Regions from separate parts of the Homo sapiens genome. Here regions 2 and 3 are each linked to region 1. Evidence: chromatin loops called from intact Hi-C (ENCODE). Cell type or tissue: OCI-LY7. All regions are shown on one strand. Each heading gives the region's core, and the rest is flanking DNA. Links, peaks and the distances in the headings are about the cores only.

Evidence for each region. Peaks named below come from ENCODE experiments on the same cell type or tissue, not always from the same donor. Only the 100,000 strongest peaks of a DNase experiment are listed, where the experiment ranks them.
Region 2: a loop joins it to region 1, with 9 times the contacts of the local background. A loop is called at or near these places in 1 of 110 quality-filtered maps.
Region 3: it touches region 1 in a loop (4-fold over the local background); 1 of 110 quality-filtered maps calls a loop at or near these places.

What each region holds. Positions count from the first base shown.
Region 1 is chr21:42,060,992-42,068,615 of GRCh38, forward strand. It overlaps a transcript of UMODL1 not described here. Among named protein-coding and RNA genes, the nearest start is that of UMODL1, 6.5 kb to the right of the region's middle. RefSeq lists enhancers at 1-48, 287-526, 1,507-1,676, 2,047-2,156, 3,107-3,176 and 1 more. In OCI-LY7, for the core only: a CTCF peak has its summit at 2,935; DNase peaks (open chromatin) are centred at 1,430, 1,770, 2,820, 5,720 and 4 weaker places; H3K4me3 peaks cover 5,000 bases; H3K27ac peaks cover 5,000 bases.
Region 2 is chr21:42,458,696-42,463,799 of GRCh38, forward strand. No RefSeq gene overlaps it. Among named protein-coding and RNA genes, the nearest start is that of RSPH1, 35 kb to the right of the region's middle. In OCI-LY7, for the core only: no CTCF peak of the experiment used is centred there; DNase peaks (open chromatin) are centred at 1,866, 2,316, 3,661 and 4,056; H3K4me3 peaks cover 3,795 bases; H3K27ac peaks cover 3,980 bases.
Region 3 is chr21:41,830,298-41,835,401 of GRCh38, forward strand. The region is part of intron 11 of PRDM15 (PR/SET domain 15); the gene reads right to left. Among named protein-coding and RNA genes, the nearest start is that of PRDM15, 46 kb to the right of the region's middle. RefSeq lists enhancers at 3,182-3,251, 4,032-4,151. In OCI-LY7, for the core only: a CTCF peak has its summit at 2,458 (motif pointing left); DNase peaks (open chromatin) are centred at 2,984, 3,414 and 4,044; H3K4me3 peaks cover 2,410 bases; H3K27ac peaks cover 2,907 bases.

The sequences.
Region 1 (7,624 bases), core at 1,056-6,055:
GTGTGGGCGGAGGCGGTGGTCCCTGGTGTGCCCTGGCTGCAGCCGCCTCGCTCCCCCTCCACCTCTGTTGTCTCATGGTACTCCCTTCTCCATTCATTTGCATCCAAATGTCTCTCTTTTTATAAGGACATATTAGATTTAGGGCCCACCCTACTCCAATTTGACCTCATTTTAACTACACCTGCAAAAATCCTGTTCCCAAATACAGTCACATTCACCAGTTCGGAGGGGTAGGACTTCAACATATCTTTTTGAGGGACACAATTTAGCCCCCAAGAGACTTTAAGGCTTTTGGAGGCCATGAGCGGGTCCCACTGAGGCCCCAGGCTGGCCTGCAGCAGGCAGGGCCGGCAAATGTGTGTGGAAGGAGTGGGGCAGGGCAGAGGCCGGCTCTCAGATAGGCAGCTGAAGAAAAACCCGGCACATCCACGGGGAGTTCGTGCTGGTGTCTTCTCTCTCTCTTTTCCTCTCCTTTCTTATATGTTGGGTTCTTCTCAAATGTGAATTTTCTGTATCAGCATCCCTCCTGCCTGCCCATACCCTCCTCCCACCACCCAAGTCTCACTTCCTGTTTTCGGCCTTTCGCCTGAACTGCTTCAGAAGTTGAAACCCCACAGGGCTGGGCCTGCCCCTGCGAGGCATGTTTTTTTTCTGGAAGGAGGAAGCGGCAACGGGTTACAGGCTGGAGGCTGTCCCTGTGCTCAGATCCCACACACGTCCCCAGCAAGCCCCAGCCCCTGCCCTGCGGGAAGTGGGGTCTTGAACACTGCCCCGTGGGGCTCTCTCAGGGGCAGGTGAGGCAGCGTCTTCTCGCGCCCTCATTTCCCTCAACTTATCTCCAGGGCAAAATCCTATGCAGTGGCACCCAGTGGCCGGCCCTGACTTTGATCTTGGGTGCTTTCTTCTCCACCCAAAAGGCTCTGAGGTCATCTCTGTATCAGAAAATCAGCAAGATCTGCAGCGGGACAGTGGGGACTGATGGCCACTGTCATCAGCATCATGGTGAGCACTTGAGCTGTGGTTTCCTCAGGACAAATTGGCCTTCCCCACGTGAACTCGCGGCAGGCAGAGAATCTAGGTTGGGACCCTGGACTGCACCCGGTGCTGGGCTCCTGGCCTTTTCCCTCTCCGCCCTGCTAAGGCTGCTGTGCCGAGCCCTGGGACCATCCAACAGGGAGAAAGGCCTTGGGACAAAAATGACACTTTCTCAACATCACCCACTGTTGAGGTTACAAGAAGCAGAGAGTGTGAGAACGTTTCCAAATGAAAGTGGGGGAAGGATCGCAAAGAAGCAAGTTAGTTAGGGCTGTGCCCAGCCAGCGCCAGTGCCAACGCCGAGCCGCCTCTGCAGGGGAAACCGAAGCAGATGTGGTGAGATAATACATCCAACCCTGAGTGCTACTCTAACCTGCCAGAGGCGGAGGGTTCTCAGTGAGATGAAAGCATTACAGATGCGTTAGATCTAAGGGAGGGGCCTGCAGATGCGCAGCTGGCAGAGAAACCAGGGAGGGGCTGAACTGTCAGTCGCGACCACCAGGGATCTGAATCAGTTCACCGACAGCCTTGGGGACATTCACCTTGGGCTCCACAACCTGTCAGAAATGCCCCCAAGCCCAAAGGCGTCGAGAGAATGGCCAGGTTGTTTCAGATTGACACATATCCTAATGTACAAGTCAGCCCACACACCCCACGTGCACTGAGCGTCTCTTGTTGTTCACCCCAAATAAACTCTGCCGGAACTGGGGCGGGACTCGCAGGGGCGGAGAAGGGGGGAGACGGGCAGAGGGCAGAAGTGGATGGTGAGAAGAGCCAATGGAGGGGCCCCGTGAGAGTGAGCAAGGCTGCACCCCTAACCGACGTCCTGGGGCTACTGTACAAACAAAGAACCACAGGCTGGGAGGCTGAACAACAGACCTGCACTCTCTCGCAGCTCGGAGGCTGCAGGTCTGAAATCGAGGGGCTGACAGCGCTGGTTTCCTCTGGAGGCTGCGAGGGAGAAACCGTCCCCTGCCTCTCCCAGGCTCTGGGGTGAGCCCTTCCTGGCATCCCGGGCTCATTGTAGATGGATCACTCCAATCTCCATGGCTTCTCAGGGCTTCCCTCCATGCACCTCAAATCTCTCTCTCCTTCCTTTTGTAAGGATGCCAGTCATTGGATTTAGGTTCACCTTAAATCCAGGATGATCTCATCTAAATTACATCTGCAAAAAGACCCTTTTTCCAAGTAAGTTGACATTCACAGGTACCTGGGGTTAGGATTGGACATATCTTTTGCAGGGGTGCAGGGGGCTGCCACTGAGCCCGCTGCACAGGGTGACCTGGGCCAAGGGCCCTTCACTTTCACTTCCTCATTGGCAAGCTGCCCTGTGTTTGGACTGGGTCGAGGCTGTCAACCTTGCTGCCCCTCGGAGTCCCCCCTGGTGTCCCCCAAACAGATTCTAAGCTGCTTTCCTGGGGCTGGAGGCCAGGCATTGGGATTTTTTAAAGAGCTTCCCAGCAGGTGAGCAGCCTTTCATGGGTATCAGGAGACCTTCCTGGCAAATGTGGTGAAGGTCCTTCCTCCTGAGCGATGCCTTAGACCCAGGAGCCCAGGGAGGCTGCTCACCTGATCGTTAGGACAGGAGCAGTGGAAACCTCTGGCCTCAGACCCCCTGGAGGAATCCCTCCCTCTAAGACTCTGGGACTGGTGCACGCAAGGAGCTATCGTGAACATTGCTCCCAACTGGCCGCTTGCTTGTCCCCCGGCTCCCCTTGGCCCCAGTGGCGGCTTTGCCTGAATTAGAGGGCGTGAGAGCCACCTGTGTCTCAGCACTGCAATTAAAGCAGGAAGCCCTTTCGGAAGCAGCCGTGTGCACCAGCCTCCCATGGGTGGAGCAGAGCAAACCACCCACTTCTGCCCTCTGCCCTTCTTCCCTTTTCTCGACACCCTGCGGCCCCCCAGTTTCAGCAGAGTTTATTTGGGGTGAAAAACAAGAGATGCTCAGCGCCTGTGGGATGTGTGGGCTGACTCGTACATTAGGATGTGTGTCAATCTGAAATAACCTGGCCGTTATATGGATGCCTTGGGGCTTGGGGGGTTTCTGGCAGTCTGTCGAGCCCGAGGTGAATGTCCCCAAGGCTGCTGGTGAATCAGATCCCTGGCGTTCTCCGTTGGCAGTTCAGCCCAACAGTTTCTCTGCCGGCCGTGCCTCTGCAGGTCCCTCCTCTGATCTGATTGGATTAATATTTGAATCAATAGACTGAGTCAAGCAGAATGTGGGTGGGCCTCATGCAATCAGCTGAAGCCCTGAAAAGAGCAAAAGGGCTGCCCCTTCCCCCGAGGAGGAGAGAACCCCTCCTGCCGGACGGCCTCCGAACTGGAACATCAGCTTTTTGCTGCCTTTGGACTTGAACTGAAACATTACCTCTCCCTGGGTCTTGAGTCTGCCTACGTTGGCACGGGAACTACACGTTGGCTCTCTTGGGCCCCAGCTTGCTGACTCACCTTGCAGGTGGTGGTGGACTTGTCAGCTCCGTAACTGTGTGAGCCAATTTCAATTTCTTAGAATCACAAATTTCTTTCTTTCTTTTCTTTTTTTCTTTTGAGACAGAGTTTCGCTTTAGTTGCCCAGGCTGGAGTGCAAAGGTGTGATCTCGGCGCACTGCAACCTCTGCCTCCAGGTTCAAGCGATTCCCCTGCCTAAGCCTCCTGAGTAGCTGGGACTGCAGGCGCCCAACACCACACCTGGCTAATTTTTGTATTTTTAGTAGAGATGGGTTTTTGCCATGTTGGCCAGACTGGTCTCTAACTCCTGACCTCAGGTGATCTGCCCGCCTCAGCCTCCCAAAGTGCTGGGATTACAGGCGTGCACCAACATGCCCGGCCCACAAATTTCTTTCTTTTCTTTTCTTTTTTTAAAATCAGTTTTCTGTTTCTCTGGAGAATCCTGACAAAGAGCGCATATCTGAGAATTTTAAAATCATTTATTGGAACTATTGAATCTGTTGTATTCTGTTTTTACTTTTGAAAATCCTTGCGGCTGGGGGAATGTACACCTTCTCTCTTTTCCTCTTAAACATTAAAGCCTGATTCGAGGTAGAGGCAACTCACTGTTGTGATGTCCTTTTATCCCAACCTCAGCCCCGGCAGAAAGACTCCGCGCCTTGGGACATTGGTGTTTTCCAGGAGTGACTGTGCTGGGGCAGCTGCCTGTTGCGATGAGGGCTGGCGGGGAACGATCCCCTCTGAGTTTGGCGTCACTTATTTGGAACCCTCCAGCAGAAAGCTTTCTAAGATGCCACACTATAAACTCATTCATGCAGTTATTGCGTTTCAGTTCAGATTCTATTGCTCTTGCTTCATTATTTCAAAGCCACATGATGATATCCATTACTGGGTGCAGAATGGCCCTGATGGGTCTAGAAGCACCGTGGTCTGACCCGTCCTAAGAGATGATCCAGTCACGAAATGCTGGTGCAGGTGTGGATCGAGCCAGTTATCTTCACTATCTGGAAACAAGACCCTGAAGTCCAGGTGGCCAAGGACTGCACCAGATCTCTTTCTTTTTTTTTCTTTTTTTTTTTTTGAGGCGGAGTCTCGCTCTGTCACCCTGACTGGAGTACAGTGGCATGATCTTGGCTCACTGCAACCTCCGACTCCCTGGTTCAAGCGATTCTCCTGCCTCAGCCTCCCGAGTAGCTGGGATTACAGGCATGCACCCCCATGCCCAGATTTTGTATTTTTAGTGGAGAGGGGGTTTCACCATGTTGGCCAGGAGGGCCTCGATCTGCTGACCTTGTGATCTGGCCGCCTCAGCCTCCCAAAGTGTTGGGATTTCAGGAGTGAGCCACTGCACTCAGCCTGCACCAACTTTTACAGACAGGCTGGAGTCCTGTCTAGAAGTCAGGACACCAGGCCTGGCTGGCACCCTATTCTCCAGACCACGCTGCCCTCCGCAGCCAGGTCCCAGGACCCAGACATAGGTGGATTTTTGTTTCTGACTTGCATTCGCTCTTTTACATGAACCGTGAATTCTTTGTCCTAACGTTATTGTTAGGGCGACAGCATTCCTGATCGTGGTGCTAATGCGGTTATCAATAGGCTCCAAAGCTTATCCTTGATGCTCACGATCTCAGAGTTGGAAGAGGCCCTGGCAAGCACCCAGGCCAGTCTTCTCTGGTAAGTGCCCTATGCCCTTAAAACCACCTCAGGATTTCAAGGACAGAGACAAATTAAAAATAGAGGCTTAATTCTCCTGATTGAAAAGAAGGGAAGAGATTTTTCTCTCCTTTTTCTCTGAGCATTACTCTTTATTTATTTATTTATTTTTTGAGACGGAGTCTCGCTCTGTCGCCCAGGCTGGAGTGCGGTGGCGCAATCTCGGCTCACTGCAACCTCCACCTCCTGGGTTCAAGCAATTCTCCTGCCTCAGCCTTCCGAGTAGCTAGGATTACAGGTGTGTGTCACTATGCTTGGCTAATCTTTTTTGTATTTTTAGTAGAGGCAGGGTTTCACCATGTTGACCAGGCTGGTCTTGAACTCCTGACCTCAGGCGATCTGCCCAGCTCAGCCTCCCAAACTGTCTCCTGGCCTCTCTGGTTTCCTAGGGAGGCCAAAAGCCTAACTTAGTTGATCTTGCTCCAAGCTGCAAAACCACCTCCTGTCATGAAGATAGGAGTTCATTCTTCTTCTAGATACAGACAATTAACAAACACAGATGGTAACCCCAGTGACCAGGTGGTTCTGGGGTCAACGGTGTGTGACAAATGGCACTGTCAGGGCCTCTTCCTTAAGGACTAGTTATTGTTTATGTTGAAAACACGCATGCAGTTAGTTGTACCTGTTTGAGTCTTTAAAAGGATAAGATCCTTTCTTTGCAGTCTCTTAGCCATTGCTTGTGATGCATATCATCTTCTGGCTTAACGGTTATTCAATAATGAAACTTTTCTTTCTTTTCCACCTTTGTGGAGAGGTTTCCTGGGTTTAGAGCACACGTCTTTTTTCTTTCTTTTTTTTTTTTTTTGAGATGGAGTCTCGCTCTGTCCTCCAGGCTGGAGTGCAGTGGCGCGATCTTGGCTCACTGCAACCTCCGCCTCCTGGGTTCAAGCAATTCTCTGCCTCAGCCTCCCAAGTAGCTGAGATTATAGGCATGTGCCACCACACCTGGCTAATTTTTGTATTTTTAGTAGAGATGGAGTTTCACCATCTTGGCCAGGCTGGTCTTGAACTCCTGACTTCGTGATCCACCCCCCACCCCTCCCAAAGTGCTGGGATTACAGGCATGAGCCATTGTGCCTGGCCAGCACATTTTATTTTTAATTATATTTCCCCAGTAATGGCCTTACCTACATTTAATGACAATAAGTGATGGATACTTAAAATACACTCTAGTTCTAGAAGGCATTCCCATACATTAATTAATTTGGTTTTCATAAAATCAGGAGGCATTAAAACACCATTAAATTAGAAGGCATCACTATTCCCTTTTGGTAATTTCTCATTTAGGAAACCGAGGCACTGAATGGATAAATGCCACCCAGGGGACCCTGTCCAGCCGTTGGCAGAACGAGGACTGGACTGAGGGTATTTGGCTCCTAATCCAGGGCTTTCCCCAGGTTCCACTGTGAGGCATGCAGGGTCTGAAAACACACCGGCACGTGCGTGTCCACTGCCCCCCTGGCCTTAGCTATGCCTTTGCTGTGTTACGGAAGCACCTCTGAAGGCCTGGGCGCCTCTTCTGGGAGTTTCTCGTGTCTCTTCGCCTTCCGATCTGCTCTGGCCTTGCCACGAGAAAGCGACAGGCCCATGCTGCTCCTTGGGGCCTGGAGACAATGTCCCAACCCCAGGCCGCACCCTCGCTTTCCATCCAACCCGGCAACTGCTGCCCGTGGAGGGCCACAGTCTCCGAAGTGGAATGTGGAAAAGGAAAAGTCATTCGGGCTGTGATAAGAAAGCCGAGCTTCTTCAAAGGTAAACAGAAACAGAGACAAAGACGAGGGCACGTGTCTGTGTGAGTGAGGGAGAGAGAGATGGGGGAGGGGAGCAAAACAGAGGCGGCCCGGAGAACTCTCCAGAAGGGTCCGAAGGCTGCCACATGGAGGAGTGGCACTCACTGTCCAGTGTGAGGGTGGACCAGGCTTCTCGGATGTGGTCGTTCCAGCAGGAAGGCCAACCGTGATTCCATATCGTGAGGAATTTTCAGGCAGAGCCATCTGTCCACAAAAGGGGCCATCCCACTGGATTCGTGTCCTGGTGTTCAGGAGGACACGGTCCCGTCCTCAAGGTCGTGTGAGCACCTGAGTCACCCGGATGCCGGGGGGCCTATCCTCCAGTGCCTGAGTGAGAGAGGGGTGAGGCTGGGAGCCTGCATTTTCTATATGTTCCCTCCCCATGCAGGTGGTCCCCACACACACCCCGAGAAACAGGGTGTTAAGTCACCGCCGCTGTCAGAGAGCCACCTGGATGGGCTGGATGCTGGGCTGGATGACTCAAGGTCTCTTCCAAGTCCAAACCATTTTTTGGTTGCATGACTCTCCTCCCTAGCTCGTCCTCACATTCTCCATCACAACCAGCTTTCCCTGAAAATAAACCCAGCTGGCCACCCCTTGGAGATGAGGGCTTCTCCCACCCTGCCTCTTTCTGCCTG
Region 2 (5,104 bases), core at 105-5,104, 400 kb after region 1:
GTCATATTAAAAGTGAATAAAATAATCCCCAGAGTTTAGTTGTGTATCATTCTATTTCAATAGTTGTTTTTATTGTGGTGGTAAAACTAATATAACCTAGTTATAACACTCTTTATGATATTAATATAGCCTCTAATCTGTCAAAGTTTCTAATTTTGTGGGCACTCCTTTTTATTGTATTTGCAAAAAGCAGTAAAATCCGGGAATGCAGTGTACTCTTGTTCCCGGACCAGGCTGAGTGTCGGGCAGCTATTTCTTGTGGCCCAATAATGAGATGCAGATGAACTGGGGAGGAGGAGAGTTTTTATTTCTGAAACCAGTTACAGGGAGAAGGCCTGGAAATTATCACTAGACCAACTCAAAATTACAAAGTTTTCCAGAGCTTGTATACCTTCTAAGCTCTATGTCTACATGTAAGTGTGCATTCATCTGAAGACTTAAGTGATTAACTTATTTTAATCTGTAACTAATGTCTGAGTCCTGAAGACCTTCCTCTGCAGCCTCAGTAAATTTACTTATCTAAATGAGTCCAGGTGCTGGGGTGATTACCCTTATCTTGACTTCTGCTAAATCTTGGAGGTCTGGGGAGTTCCTTCAGACTTCCAATAAACTTGTTTGTGGAAGCCTGGGGAGTTTTTTAACCCCAGTAAAACTTGTTTAATCCTAAATGGGTCCTGTTAAGAATTCTTTCATTATTTTGTCATGCGTTAAGGCCCAGGAAAGGCCTGGGCAAAACCCTTGGTGGGCTTTTGTTACATTTCAGCCTTTGTATAGGGGCACTGGCTTTTCTTAGCTTTTAATATTTAACTTAACTACTCGGTCAGTACTGAAGCAGTTGTTATGGAGGCCTGCGTTAGTGAAACCTGGCCTTCCACACTCTGTTTTACATACTCTTACAAATCCAAGTTCTAGAAAATTGTTTTCAAATAAATTTATCTTACGCAGCAGCTGTGTTCTGGATTGCAAGTGGATAAAATGAAACTGAGTGGATTTAACCATGCAGCACCAATAACTACCAGGTAGGGGCTTCCCACGTGGAGGTGTCAAACGAAGTTCGTTCCCTGCACTCCCTCATGCAATCCTCAAGGCAACATGTGAGATTTGCAATGAAGAAATTATACAACACGCAGAGATCACAGAGCTAGCTAACTGTGACGCTGATGTAACCTGGAAGTTACCAGTCTTTGAACTGGACGACTGTTACACTGAGCCGTGAAAGCTGATGGTTCTCAAAATGTGGCCCCTGGACTAGCAGCACCTGTCCCCACTGGAAACTTGCTGCAAATGCACATGCTCAGGCGTGGATCCGAAATTTGGGATGGGGCCCAGCCATCTGTGATTGGACAGGTTCTCCAGGTGATTCTGATGCAGCTCAACCTGAGAATCATTTCTCTTGGGGAAGTGGCTTTGTGGAGGAATGCCACTACAGATCCAATACAAAGAATGGCCCTGGGAGGTTGGCAGTCAGGTGTTCAGGTCAGGTTTCCTCAAAGGCAAGACTCCTATATGACAGGAAGATGATCCTGCGACTTCATAACTACAGATGTGTGTGTGTATATGTATCTATGTGTGTGTGTCTATGCCATTTGTATACACGTGTTTTTTTTTTTTCTTCCTACAATGTGATGAAGAATCAAATTGCAGGCTCTTCATCCACAGAAATTCCCCCTTGTGATCTGAGGCTCTGCCGAGCAGTGGCCCCTCCCCAAAGCAGCCCCAGTTCTCCACTTCCCTCCTGGCCCCCACCCTTGATCATGGCTCCTGAGCATTTTGGGTTTTGTCCAGGGGCTCACTAAGAGCTCTGAGTAGGAAGTTCTCGCTACAAAGATTCAGCTGTGGGCGAAAACCGTATCATTTCCCCAGGTGACGTGGGGTGTGAGGGCAGGGCTGGAGTGCCCCGGGTTCACTGGGGAGCTGCAGAGACTATCACTTGCCTTCCAGGAACCCTTACCGTGTGCCAGCTTCCACAGGACTGTGGTGGAAATGTGGTCAAGGTCTTAGGAGCAGGCCACACAGGGATGGTTCATGCACTGAGGGAGGGGTGTGGAGCCTCTGATTCTGATGGGACTCCCAGGGGTGCTCACAATGGCAAATGGGCTGCTGTTACCTCCTAGCACTGGACTCTGGGTCACCCGCAAGTGTAGGTCACTTCCTTGCTGGTCAGTAATGGGGCACAAGTCACCACAGCAGGCGCCGCTCCTGAAACTCTCTTCAGGGATAGCACGGGCGGAAGTGCAGGCAGCAGGCAGAGCGTGGAGGTCCGTGTGGTGCTCAGTCACTATGGCAACTAGAGATCACAGAGCCACAGTCACCATCCCCCTAGGGCACCTGCCCAGGGAAAAGGAGAAATGTAAAACCACAAGCATACAATTAAGAACAGGTGCAGAGACCCAGCGGCTTCCAGGGCAGCTTTGAAGGGATCCCTCATCTCTCTGGTCCCAGGACATCTGTGCCAAGGGCCAAGCATGGGCCTGATTATAAGGAGCAGCACTGAGGTTCCGATTAAATGCTCAACCCTGCCTGATCTCTTACCAGGAAAGGGTGTGATATGTCCCCACCCAAATCTCATGTTCAATTGTAATCCCAAGTATTGGAGGTGGGGCCTGGTGGGAGGTGACTGGATCATGGGGGTGGATTTCCACCTTGCTCTTCTCGTGATAGAATTCTCACGAGATCTGGTTTCAAAGTGTGTGGCACCTCCTCCTTCTCTCTCTTCCTCCTGCCCTGATCTTGTAAGAGGTGCCTGCTTCCCTGTCGCCTTGCGCCATGATTGTAAGTTTCCTGAGGCCTTCCCAGCCATGCTTCCTATACAGCCTGCAGATCCCTGAGTCAATTAAACCTCTTTTCTTTATAAATTACCCAGTCTCAGGTAGTTCTTTACAGCAGTACAAGAACAGACTAATACAAGGTGTCCATGGGGAAAGACACATGGAGAGATTTGGGCAGAGAAGAAAGAGAGGCTGGAAATTTGGAGCTGCCAATTCCCCTGAACCCCTGTTGTCTACAGAGGCAGCTCCCCTTTGCTCTCCCTTCTCTTTCTCCCCTCCTCTCTCCTCCTTTCACCTCCCATCCCCCATGGAACCCAACACTCCTCTATTAAAAAGCCTTGCAATGACTGCACCTGGGGAAGTTGCCTCCTGAGCTGATGCCACTTCCCCAGGACCCACATCACACCTCTCATTGCCTCCAGTCCCAGAAAACAGTTGAGACCATCAGAGGCAGGGTGAGGAGGGCCCAAGACCCCCCTGGGAGGAGATTGCCTCAACATGGAGCTGCAGGTCCACTCTAGCAGGTAGCAGCTAGAGCCTGGGAGCAAGTGTGGGGTGGAGTCTGACAGTGCCTGCCCCACATGGAAGAGAGCGAGCCTGGATTAGGCTGGGTTTCAGGGTTTAATATGTTGGCTCAACCCCTGAGAAAGTGGTTAATAATCCTCCAGGTTGGCTAATTGGACAAAGTTAATGAGATTGAAAAGCTTGAAATCCTGGCACGCTCTAGAGAACAGAGCTCAAAGACTCAAGGAAATAGAAATGTAGAAAGGTGCCTACTATTTGCAACTGACTCAGACCTTCCCTAATATGCTTCTTCCCCAAGGGGCCCGGAGGAAGAGAGGAAATGCATTGGTGAGTCCTTCACCAGCTCTGTGGGCCGTCCTCTGTGGGCTGGAGGCAGCGCCACTCTAAGCACCAGAGTAGGGGCGGCTCTTAACCATCAGAGACAAGGCAGGTCTCAATGCCCCAAGGAGCGAGGGATCGCAGGTAACAGTATTTTGACCCATAATTGTCTATGGCAATGGGTCCTTGGTCACAGGCACCCCAGACATGAGACAGAGACCTACTAAGTGCTGCTTGACATATTTAGGTGGGGAAAGCCCAGGTCTGCTAGGAAGAATCCTGCCTCATGGCTAAATCCCAGGTACCAGACTTAAGGCGGTTTGCCACCTTTATCACAGGGTTCCAACATGAGGGCCCTTGAACTCTCCTATGGCGAGAGGCCATCTGTTTCCTGCTGGGATCCTGACTGAGAGGATGGTGCCTTCACAGACCTCACATTTCAGTGAGGGGGAGGGTCAGCACAAAGGTAATTATGCAAATTAACACAGCAGGAAGTTCTCCTTATCAGGAGATAAACAGTACAAAGTCATGCACAGCATATCCTGTTAAACCAAAATACAAAGTAAATAGTGAGAAGTAGGGTTTGATTTAGAGTCTATCTTGATCAATTAAAAATTATGAACATTGGTCCATTTTACCTTGTATTTTGAAAAGGTAAATTAGGCAAAATTGCAACTATGCCCAAATTCTTAAAATAATAGTAAGTCAACATTAATGGTGGCAGTAGAGTTCTTATACATTTTCTGACTATGTTTTATGATAGCAGAACGCAACATTTTTAACTTCATGTTTGACTTAATACATCATGTGTTCAGCAAAAGAGTCATTTTTACAAAAATATGTATGGCCTTTAATTTTCCCAAGAGCTCTTCATCATCCTTTGAATTAAATTATTTGTTTTGTCAGGGCTGGTTTGTTTCTGTTTGTTTGTTTTTTCTTTTATCCCCCTAAGTAAGGAAACAAAGGACTAGTTGTTGACAGTCTCATACCCTATTGTTACTTAGTCTCATTTTTCCAGAACCTCCTTTGTCAGTAGCTTTGTGTATAATTTGAGTAGTCCCCCACATAATGTTAATCAATTCCATGAAACCTTACAGCGTTTCCAAGATTGAAAATTTCCCTTTGCCATCCATTGGTGTTATATTTGTATTGTGTTGTGGAAAATTTGACAATCAGAAAAACTGATTGCCAAGGGCGTGGACACAATGGTTAGAGGCAGAGAGATGCTCAGGCTAAACAGGGCAGGTGTTCAGTGAGGGTGCAGCCTTTAAATGGTGCGTTTGTGGCAAATATTTTCAAGGCAGTCTGACCACTTTTGCTTCTCTACCAACTTTCTAATACGGGGTCCGAATAACGAATGCTTGGAGGGCATCCCTGGCCTACCCCAGCCCCAGGCACAGTGCCTGGCACACCCTTAGCTTTCCAGAAATAGTTATTGACTGGATGAATTGCTAATTATGGTAAATGGCATTGGTAAAAAAAAAAAAAAAAAC
Region 3 (5,104 bases), core at 105-5,104, 230 kb before region 1:
TGCCCCACACAACACATACTCAACACATACACCACACACAACCCACACACAAATACACACACAACATACAAACACATACGCTCAGCACACCAAATACACACACCACACATAAATACACAATCACATATCACACACACCAAATACACACTGAACACATACCACACACATACACCACACACACACTGAACACATACCACACACACATAATACNCCACACCAAATACACACCACACACGAATACACACAAATCACACATACCACAAATACACTCAACACACACACCACACACCTCATATTCAACACACACCACATACACACAAACACACCACAGAAATACTCAACACACACACCACACAAATACTAAACACACACCACACAAATACATCCACATACCACACAAATACATCCACACACCACAGAAACACACAGCCACACACAGTCCATGAAGCTTCCAGAAACACCTATATCCCTGCATCCCAGACCTCATCTCCAGCCCCTCCTGGAAGGTAGCCAGTCAAACTGTGGTTTCGGCTCCGCCCAGGACACTGACAGCCCCCCAGTGCCATCTGTCCCTCTGACTCTCACACAGGCACCTCGGGGGTCCTCACTGCCCAGTCCCTCACCCTGCAGCAGCAGCCCCAGGTCCCCTCGCCCTGCCCCCATCCATCAGATGTCTCACCAGTTGACGGCGACCCCGGGGCCCAGCAGAGCTGCATTCTCCTCCCTGTGTCGCCAACGTGGGAGGACATGACAGCTGGGTGACCCAGGAGCGGGGCACCAGAGCAGACTGCACTTCTGGGCCCCTGGGCTCTCACCCATGGACCAGCTCCCAGGCTCAGTGTTTGCCAAATATACAAATCCCCAAAACTGCACTGAAAGCTGCCATTTGTGCAAAGCAGCCGCCCTGCGCCTGTCCCTCTCTGCTGCCCGAGGGAGCCGCCACAGAGTGTCTCAGGGTCCCCCTGTCTAGGGTTTCCCTGCCTCAGCGTTTTGGGCCAGATCCTTTGTTGTGGGCCACCCTGTGCACCGTGGGATGCTGAGCAGATACCGGGCTTCCACCCAGTAGGTGCCAGGAGCACCCCTCCCCACCAAGGTGTCTGCAGACATTGCCGACAGCGTCCCTTGGGGCAAACGCCCTCCACTCTCCACCCCCGCCAGGTAGAGATTCACTGGCCAGGGCTCACAAAATGAGACTCTCTGGGGTGGGCCTTGGGCCTCCGCATGTGTCTGGCCTCACTCAGGTGATCCCAATGTGCAGCCCAGGTTGGGGGTGAGGGAAGCAGACAACCTCCCCCGGGAGAGCCAGGCGCTCTCAACTCCTCCCAGCTGGGAATGGACAAGGCATGGCCGACAGCGAAGACAGGAGACAGCAGTGGGGAAATCTATGCCCCATGGGTGCCACCCTCAGGACAGGGGAAGCGCTGGGAGGGGACAGTCCCCTCCCACAGCTCCAACCACGGCAGGACAGTGGGAGGTGGCCTCTGCCAGGGCTGAACACAGTAGAGGTGGCCCTGTGCGAGGCTTCTCTGCCCACATCCCACCCCACCTGCAGCGTGACCTCAGCCCAGAGCCAGCCTCACCTGGGCCATAAGAGGAGCACCGTGACAGATGCTACGCTGAGTCCCAGCCTAACATACTGCTTGCCTTCCTTCTATAAAGTGAAACATTATCCATACAGCCACTGCCCTCAGTTTCGTTTTGGCTTAAGATTTGATGGGCTCTGTCCGGATCCACACGACCGCATGGTATGTGTCCTTCACACACTGCGTCTGAGGCGTGCGTGTTTACAGTGCTGGACGTTTTCATGATCACTTTAATGGCTACGTGATATTCCATCCAGCTCACTTCTCAAAACTCACTTTGCTATTTTTGACACTGTAGATAATTTAGTGATGGAATCTTTAGTAATGCAGATTTTTTTCTTCTGTCAAATCTCTTTATCATGAATTCTTAGGAATGGGACCACTAGAGCCAAGCGCTTTGTGAAAGGCCACACCTTACAGCGCTGTGGCATCAGATTGCCACAGGCCACACCTTACAGCACTGTGGCATCGGATCACCACAGGCCACACCTTTACAGCACTGTGGCATCAGATCACCAGAGGCCACACCTTACAGCGCTGTGGCATCGGATCACCACAGGCCACACCTTACAGCACTGTGGCATCAGATCACCACAGGCCACACCTTTACAGTGCTGTGGCAACGGATCACCATAGGCCACACCTTTACAGTGCTGTGGCATTGGATTGCCACACTCCCCTCAACCTGGGCCTCCTGAACAGCATAGGTGAGCCTCCCTCCCAGCCAGGCACTAAAGAGCACAGGTGAGCCTCCCTCCCGGGCAGGTGCTAAAGAGCACAGGTGAGCCTCCTTCCCAGGCAGGTACCAACCAATACAAGTGAGCCCCCCTCCCAGGCAGGTGCAAATCAGCACCCATGAGCACCCCCTCCTGGGCAGGTGGCTCCACTAGTCCTGCCGCCCCGTGGAAGGCAATGGTGCTGCCAAGAGCTTCAGCTTTCTCCCTCACAAGCCCCTCGTGACCATGGAAAGAGAACCTACTTCAGGCCACTCCCCAGCTGTCCCGGACAACTCTGCCAAGCCGAGGGTGGCTTCTCCCGCAGCCACCCACTCACTGCCAGTTCAGGAACCCACAGGGGCACTGGGTCCCAACAATGCTTCTCCCTCCAATAACCCTGCGCCGAGGGGATCTAGGTTTATGTCTGAATAAATGAGCCACTGAGAACAGCTGCCTACTGGGGTCTGACGAAGGGAGAGGGGTGCAGGGCACCTGGGGATGGAGAGGGGATTATTGGGGGAGGCTGGTGGGCCGCATTTTGCCTGAGGGCCTGGACGTGAGCCTTTGCTATTCCGTAGCACAGTACTTATGGTCAGACACAGCACAAGGAACACGAAGATGAGTTACACCAGCACCTGGTCACACCACAAGGGACAGGCACCACAACAGGTCCCATGGAGGGAGCTTCAGAAAAACCCACAAGACTGTAACATTTTAAAACTGCCCCCCACACCCCTCTCCAGGGTGTGCTATGAGTCCTCGAGAGAGGGTGACACAAAGGCAACAGTGACCCATCCCTCTGTGCCCCGCTGGGGACCCCCACTGCTTGGGCCTCCAGTGCCACCCACCACTGGGAATGGGGAAGGCGTGACTCCCACATTCTTGGTTTAATTCTTGGTACAAATTCTTGGTTTAATTGTCTAAGGAAGATACACATTCTCTTAACTTCAATACTATAAATAAGTATAAGAGCATGCAAATCATATATTATGCAAACAAGCTCCATTTCAAGGTTTTTATCCTTTCTGTTCAGTCTAAAACGGGTAACCTTTGAAACTAGAACATCTCAGGGGAAGAGGTGGTGCGATGCAGGTCCCTGGCGCTCTGCGGGTTCTAGGTGACTAACAAAGGCCAGCACCTGGCCTAACAGCACCTCTGGCTGACAGGAAGCTGCTGCTGCCTTAGCCGCTTCTAGTACTTTGTTTTATTTGGGTCCAGAGAAATAGTTGAAAATATCAGAGGGCAATGCCTCTTCCTCAACCTTGAGTCTGCCTCACCAGAGCGCCTTAGCTGGTAGCATCACTCTTGGGAACCCCGAAACCCTCGCCTGCTACACTCCTGCAGGACTGCGGGGACCCCAAGGGGAGGTTCGCAAACAAGATGAAGGTTCATCTGTCTGGCCGGGGCTGCGTTAAGTGGAAGTCTTCAGGGGACTGTGCCCCAGGTTTCTTGGGAATTCTTGTGATAGGAGGGCTTAAAATGCAGGAGGTGCGGCACACTGGAAATTCATCCAGAAGCTTCTGGAGGCCACCTCATGCCAGACATGGATCCTTCAGAGCTGCTAAAGCTTAGGCAAAACATGACTCATTCCTGCCCCTCAGAACAGTCCAACCCCAGGAAGAAGGCATCAGGGAGGAAGAACCAAACCCTGGTTTCAAATAGGAGCCCTCAGAGTAGAACTAGCCAACCCCACCAAGGGCCCCCCGCGCCCAGCAGCTACGGCAAGGGAGCAGGGCCTCTCACATGGCCCATGTGCGACAGCCCTGGTCAGAGCCCCTGGGAGTCCGCTGCTGCAGGTGCCCTGTTCTCAACACAGGGGCGGGTGGCACCTTAACAAGAACAACACAGAGATGCAAGTGACAGACACAGAGCAGGCGGACAAGGACGGGGTGGGCGTCGAAGGCTAACCTGGTAGGTCTCTAAGCCGACTGCCGCCGGGCCCCCCCTCTCCAGGGTGTGCTATGAGTCCTAGAGAGAGGGGGACACAAAGGCAACAGTGACTCACCCCTCTGTGCCCCGCTGGGGACCCCCACTGCTTGGGCCTCCAGTGCCACCCACCACTGGGAATGGGGAAGGTGTGACTCCCACATCCCAGAGGGTGCACGTCATCACTGCAGAATACAGGGGCGTCCTCGGGCCACGTGGAGAAGCGCAGCCGGCAGGACGGCCTTGGCTTTCCTTTGGTCTGTTTACTTGCCAGCAGCAAATTCGGCCAGAGAGACAGGGGCCTCAGACGCCCCCCAGGCCCGAAGAGGCCACCTCTCCACTACAGGCTGGTCCAGGCACACCCGGCTTCAGGCCTCACACAAGGAAAATGCTTTATTTTTGGAAGCTGGTGCACACAAGCAGGCTCAGAACAAAAAGAATGCGTGCAGGGGCAACCCCGTTCCACCCTGGACGCCGCAGGAGATGTGGATGGAGGAGGGCTCGCGGTTAGGAACAACCTTTGCAAGCAAGCGAGGAGCGCTCACACTCCTCCAGCCATTATCCTGATCTTTTCCTTTCTTCCTCAGACGGCCCTAGAAAACATTGGACACTGCTGCTCCCTGTTTTTAGCCAGAACGGACCCCGGCTTTACAATGCTCTCAGTGTGGGGCCATACGCAGCTCGGCTGACAAATGCAGGAAGAAAATCAATCCCTTTTTACTGGAAAGTTTCCATCTGTGTATCTTTAGGGTAACAACTGCTTTGAAGCAAAATGGACAGAGGGAAATGTTAAAAGTGAGGCTGTCTATTCATGAAAACAATCTTTACTTTGGCCTAAAGTTCCACGGTCTCCGCGGCGTATCTAGAATCCGTACCGCA